Regions from separate parts of the Homo sapiens genome. Here region 1 is linked to region 2. A link is a contact called in ENCODE POLR2A ChIA-PET data. All regions are on one chromosome and are shown on one strand. Each heading gives the region's core, a stretch centred on a gene start or an enhancer-like site at or near the end of the contact. The rest is flanking DNA. Distances are from core to core; before and after follow the strand shown.

Region 1 (3,141 bases), core at 642-3,141, about 21 Mb before region 2:
GTGGCTGGAGAAATAGCAGGGAAGGAAATAGACAAGGCTCCTGCCCTTAGAGAGCTAGCTCTCTAGTAGGGGGAGACAAATCATTAACAAGTAAACTGTGCTAGAGTGAGGATTCAAGGGCCAACAACTAAATTTTGGTCCTTGTTTTCCTGGAGCCTACATTTTAGGGTAATTAAATAAAATATAAAAGACCTCAACACTGACTGGAACATAATAATTGATCAGTAAGTGTAAATTTTTATTACTGCTTAAAAAATTGGTTACAATCTGCCATTGAATTCATTGTTCAAGATTTCGTTCTGAATATTGGTGATGTGTTTTTGCCATTTGACTACCTTCTATAATTTGCCTTGCCTGTTTATATCCTTGGTCATAATTTTTCTGGTTTGCCTTTTACTAATGGACATGTAGTTCTGAGGCAGAATAGGGTCTGGAGGCAGGGAATGTTAAGGCCGATTCATGCTGACTTCCTGGAACTAAATCAAATTGCAGTACTTCAGCAATGACAGGAAACATCCTCTCCATTTACACAGGGCTTATATCCAGTAAATGACTTTAAAATTTACTTCATCCTCTTCATTTACATAGGGCATAAGCCAAGTAACCAATGGAAACCTCTAGCTGGCATTTAAACCCCAGAACATTCTCTAACGGCACTCTTGAGCCCCTATCCTCGGGCGCTCCCAACCTATGGGGTGTACTTTCATCTTCAATAAATCTCTGTTTTTGCTTCATTCTTTCCTTGCTTTGTGCGTTTTGTCCAATTCTTTGTTCAAGACGCCAAGAACCTGGACACATCAACTGGTAACAGCTCTTCATAGGATAAACACATGGCAACCACTTGTCTATTACATGTGCAGATAGTTTCCTTGTACCCCAATTGTCTTTTAGGTTCATTAAGGTCATATTTAAACATGGACTTTTGAAATTTGTTGTAGCTAAACCCGTATATAAGCATTTAGGCTTCCTCCTTCTTTGGGTCTTTTCTTGTGGACTCCCATGCACATAGCTGTAAGCTTTTCCCCTGTTAAACTGTCTTAAGTCAATTTAACCTCTTAGGCCCAGGTGGAAACCTTAAGAGGGTAGAGGGAGATTAGGTTCGCTCACTATTGGAAAAGCCTGTATTGCAACAGTGACGCTCTGCAGCTGCAGATAGGTGGCTTAAAGTTTCTTCCAACAAAAACATTCTGTTTCCACAAAGCAAAGTAAGGAAAGCTCTTAACGGAGTGTTCCCTAAAGAAAGCTTTTTTTTTTTCTTTGAGATGGAGTCTCGCTTTGTCGCCCAGACTGGAGTGCACTGGTGTGATCTTGGCTCACTGCAACCTCCGGCCTCCCGGGTTCAAGCGATTCTCCTGCCTCGGCCTCCCGAGTAGCTGGGCCTACAGGCGCGCGCCACCATGCCCGGCTAATTTTTTGTATTTTTAGTAGAGACGAGGTTTCACCATGCTGGCCAGGCTGGTCTCGAACTTCTGACCTCATGATCCGTCCGCCTCGGCCTCCCAAACTGCTGGGATTACAGGCGTGAGTCACCGCACCCGGCCAGGAAGGAAAGCTTTTAACCCGACGGCTCAGGGAGGACACCGGTAGCAGGACTAGAAGCAGCACAGTGGAAAGTAAGTTTGGCTTGGAAGCTAGGTCAAGCATGGGTGATAGGGAATTCGCCACTTAGTTTGAAGCAAATGGCCTCCTTGTTAAAGCTGAGTGCAGAGGGCCCGGCAGCAGTACTACAGCTAGCAGAACCAGCCCAGAAAACGAAGCCTTGGAGACTTGAGGTGGGTAGTGCCGGACGCAGAGCACAGGGCGCGGCTCCCACTTGCCTCCGGCTCCCGGAAGCGGGCGGGGCCACCTCGCGTCCCGGGGGCTAAAACCTGCGAGCGAGGACCGCGCGCCAAGGCTCCTCAGCCGAGCGCCGAGCGGTCGATCGCCGTAGCTCCCGCAGCCTGCGATCTCCAGTCTGTGGCTCCTACCAGCCATTGTGTAAGTGCGACTGCTGCCGGGCGCGCGGGCCGCGGAAGGGGGCGGCCGCCTCTCGCTCCCCAGGTTCCCGGATGGTGATGGGTTCGCGGAGAGAGGCGGCAGGGGCAACCCCTCGGACCTCATAGCGGCCCGCGCGGCCGGTCTCCGGGGGCCCCCGCCCGCGGCGGTGCTGTAGGCGAGCCGTGGCGGGTCCCCAGCGCCGGGTGCTGCGCCGCAGCTCAGCTGGCTCCTGGGTCCCGGAGCGCGCCGCTGCCGAGTGCCAGGTTCAGGCGGCTCCCGTGCTGTTGGTTCTGCGCGATGTTTAATTAAAACTGAGAGTCTAACTTCACTTTTTTTTTTTTAATGCAGAGGCCAATAATCCGTTATGGAGCATGCCTTTACCCCGTTGGAGCCCCTGCTTTCCACTGGTACTGTATTTCTTTCCACGGTTTAGTGTCACTGACGTGCCCCTCCCCAGCGACGGGAACAGGTCGAAAGGACGGGGCTCTAGAGCCAGCGTGACTTCCAGCCTGGGTTCTGTCCCTGATTTCCTAGCTCTGTACCGCTAAGCATATCAGCCTCTCGCCGGTCTCATTTTCCTCATCTGAAAAATGAGCTTACGTATCAGTCCTTGCTGTGAGGACGAAATGACAAGATACAGTGTGTGTAGTCCGTGTGGAGCCCAGTAAGCGCTTCCCGGCTGTTGCGCCTCCACCAACAGCGCGAACAAATCTGGAACATAGCGGAACATTAGACATTGCAGGCATTAAGGACGGTCATCGTTGCCTGACCGTGATGCATTTTTAATCCATTGAAAGTGCCCCGAGCTTATCTAATAAAAGATTGGCAAATGATTATATCAAGTGTTTTAAATCTATATAACACTCAGGATATTTTATTCTTCTAAGATTTGAAATTACTGTGTAACCGAGTTCAGGCTGGGCTGCTCGCTGCTTGCAGAGCCAATCAACAAGGACGAAGGGCCCGGAAAGGAAAGTGACTACTTTCCAAAGCTAGCAATGGGGAAGTAGTCCAAGCTTCTGCCTTAACGAAACCATTTCAAATTTGGACAAAATGTAAGAGCTTATAAAGGGGCGCTTGGTATTGGGGCTCGGGGGCCCCAGTCTACGTGACTTGCTCAGATATTTATCTTGGGTTTTTGCCTCATCTGGTGAATGGGCTGGC
Region 2 (3,394 bases), core at 685-3,184:
CCAGAGTAGCTGAGATTACAGGCACACACCACAAGGCCTGGCTAATTTTTGTATTTTTAGTAGAGAGAAGGTTTTGTCATGTTGGCCAGGCTGTCTCAAACCCTTGACCTCAGGTGATCCTCCTGCCTCAGCTTCCCAAAGTGCTGGGATTACAGGCATGAGCCACCAGGCCCAGCCGAAGTTTTCTTTTCTTGTTGATTTCTTTGTCTGGTTGGAATCAGAGTCCACACCTGGCTGAAGTTTTTGTTTCTTGTTGATTTCTTTGTCTGGTTGGAATCAGAGTAATACTTGCCTTATAGAATTAGTTGTTAATTGTTTCCTCCTCTTCTATATTTTGGAATAGTTTCTTAAGTGTTATTCTTTAATTGTTCAGTGGAATTTACCAGCGAAGCCATCTGGACCTGTGCTTTTCCTTCTGGATAGGTTTTTTTTTTTTTCTTGCTAATTCAATTTCTTTAATTATGTTAGATCTAGTCAGATTTTTCTTTATGCCTTCTTGAGTTGATTTAGGTAGTTTGTGTTTTTCTAGGAATCTGGCCATTTTATCTACTTTATCTTTTTTAAGCATAGTTGTTCATAGTATTCCTTCTTATTCCTGTTTATTTCAGCAAGGCTATTAGTGATGGTTCTTTTATTCTTGCTTGTATTAAATCTTCTCTCTTTTTTTTCTTAGTTTCACTAAAGGTTTGCCAATTTTGTTGATCCTTTTAGGGAACCAATTCCTGGTTTCATTGATTTTCTTTATTGATATTCTGTCTCCTTCTTTTCTAATCTTTAATATTTCCTTTCTTCTGTTTGCTTTTGGTTTAGCTTTCATTTTTTCTAGTCTCATGCCTCTAATGAAAGGCCTCATCTCTTCCAACTCATTCTCTTCAACTGTTGCCTAAGTTGTTTGTATATCTGAAACATAAATTTGATGGTGTCACTTAGAAGCTTAAAAGTCTTCTCATTGTTCCCATTCCTTAAAAAGTAAAATTCAAATTTTGTATAATGGCAAACAACACCTTTCATAATCTTAACCAGTTTACCTTAACAATCAAACCCACCTTTCCAATCACATAAAATCACCTGGAATTTATATATACATTTTTAACCTCTTTTCCTTTGTACTTGTGTTTTCTCAATTTGTTCTTTTCTCCTACTGACTTTTTAGAAAGTCACCCACGCTTTTTAGTTATTTCCTTTTCCCTGGTACCATCACACTTTGCATCAACTTCTTTTAGAACAGTTACCAAATTATTTATTAATACACGCCTTCTTCATTATTCTTTGAATTCCAGGATGTGAAATCCCATTTTAGAAATTATGTCCCAGTAACTGACACATAGTGAGTGGTCAGTGTTTGTGGAGGTAGGAAAAAGTGGTATGGTCTGATATCATTTCATCTGGAAATAAGATGATGTATTTCAGCCAGTGAAATCGAAAAGAGCGATGGAAAATGACCTCACACTCCATAGGGCTTTGGTTCGTAAGACACAGAGAATACTGATATCCTTGTGCGAAGAACTAACTTGCTGTTGAGAGATCAATTCAGAGGATGCTCAAGCTCCGTTATCACTTTCATTTTACTAAACTGAGAAAGGAAGGTTGAGGAATGCATCAACGGTTAAGCACAGTGCAGGTTCCTACAGCGACTGGAGTTTTTTGGTAGTTGGGAGTGTTTCCCTCAATCTTTGGGCAAGCCGTCAGCAGTGGCAGGAACAGGAACAGACAGCTGGGAAACCCTTTCTTTCCCCAATCGTCTTCTAGCTTAGCTTTAGGCTTGTATGCCCATCGCGCATGCGTCAATTTTTCTCTTTTAAGATGGGCGGGGCAGAGTCTTTGCTCCTTTGGCGATCCTGAAGGGGTGGAGCTAAGCTGTTTCCAGGGTGACAGAGTGGCGACCTCGGTGGTCGATTGAGCAGGTCTGAGAATTGTTCCCAAAGGGTTGTGCGTCACCGAGTCGTTGGCGCTGTCATGGCGGGTGTGCTGAAGAAGGTGAGACGAATGGAGGTCACTGTTGGAATTTAGACTGTGGGGGTAGACTCAGTCCGATAGCCCTACTTCCCGCGGGTGTTGACCCCTACTGTCGCGGGCTCGGCGGTGCTTTTCGGGGACTCGTTCTGCATGCCTTACCGGGTAGGGCAGGTTAGTGGTTCCGCTCCGAGAGTCAGGAAAAAAGCTCCAAACAAGCGAGACTGAGAGACCAGTAGCTGGCTTTAGACCAGTTTTAGCCGGGGGATTCGTGGTTTTGTATTTCCTTAGCGTGCTGGATGTATGGAAACCGTAGTAAACAGCATGAATCGTGTTTTGTTTTTGAACAGACCACTGGCCTTGTGGGATTGGCTGTGTGCAATACTCCTCACGAGGTATGTACCTTTGTTCTTTCTTCGTTCTTGAATTCCCAAGGAAGACTAAATTCCTGTCACTTTGCTTATTGCAGGGTTAACGGGATACAGATGTTTCAAGCCCTTAATTACAAGCCGCGTGAGCTCTTGAGACACGGGCGCTGTCCACCTACTTCGTTGATCCGATGTCACATTTTTATTTATTTTTGCCATGACCTCTTTATTAAGCCAGTTTTCTTGTTGACTTTTTCCTTGACATTTTCATGGCTTCACTTGTGCTTGCTTCTGTCAGCGCCATCTCAAATTTATATCTCCGTTTTCCATCTTTTCTCCTTGCCTTACCGTTTCTGCTTAGGTGCGTTGGATTACATATATTTAGGCTTACTAAAGGTACTGCCCCCTTTTCCTTCTGTTAGGTCTTTTCCATCTGTATTCACGAATGTTTTCATCAAAAAAACCCACAAAATTTTTTTATTCTTCTTGTCCCTTCTATAATCACACCATTTCTTTGCTTCACTTTACAGATAACTCAAAAGAGTTATCTCTATTTTCTCCAATTTCTTTCTTATTCACCCTTGAATGCACTCAGTCACCCTTGGCGTTTTTCAAGTTCACCAATTATCTCCATGCTGCCAAATCCAATGGTCAGCTCATATTTCTCACCTTCATTGACCTAATAGCAGCGTTTTTTGACACATTTGACACTTTTTCCATCACGCTCTTTTCAAGTTCACCAGTTATCTCCATGTTGCCAAATCCAATGGTCAGCTTATGTTTCTCACCTTCATTGACCTAATAGCAGCGTTTTTTTTTTTTTGACACATTTGACACTTTTTCCATCATGCGCTTTCTTTACTGGGCTTCAGGACTCCCCCAGTCTCCTGATTTTTTCCCCCTACTCTTTGGCTTTCTCTTTTTCTGGTTATTTCTCTTATGCCCACTTTTAAAATTTGAGTTAGTCAGGATTTAGTTCTTGGACCTTTTCTTTTGGACCTGTACTCTGTCACCAAGAGAGAGCAAATCCAAATAGAGAACGGTTTTAAATACCACCTATACACTGACAACAG

What was found. ChIA-PET counts read pairs that join two places held with the same protein, here RNA polymerase II (POLR2A).
Region 1: POLR2A ChIA-PET joins it to region 2 with 6 read pairs in CD4-positive, alpha-beta T cell. The contact joins the promoter of TPK1 here to the promoter of NDUFA5 in region 2. POLR2A ChIA-PET finds 5 or more read pairs at or near these places in 4 of 52 experiments (CD4-positive, alpha-beta T cell, CD4-positive, alpha-beta memory T cell, CD8-positive, alpha-beta memory T cell and 1 more).

What each region holds. Positions count from the first base shown.
Region 1 is chr7:144,834,803-144,837,943 of GRCh38, reverse strand. TPK1 (thiamin pyrophosphokinase 1) reads left to right here and starts at 1,891. Exons shown (of 9, transcript NM_022445.4): 1 at 1,891-1,977; 2 at 2,326-2,384. The coding sequence starts at 2,342. RefSeq lists an enhancer at 1,681-1,750 and a silencer at 2,051-2,150.
Region 2 is chr7:123,556,358-123,559,751 of GRCh38, reverse strand. It overlaps NDUFA5 (NADH:ubiquinone oxidoreductase subunit A5), which reads left to right and starts at 1,934. Exons shown (of 5, transcript NM_005000.5): 1 at 1,934-1,977; 2 at 2,304-2,348. The coding sequence starts at 1,957. RefSeq lists enhancers at 1,457-1,596, 1,857-1,906, 1,647-2,225, 1,462-2,661, 2,226-2,804.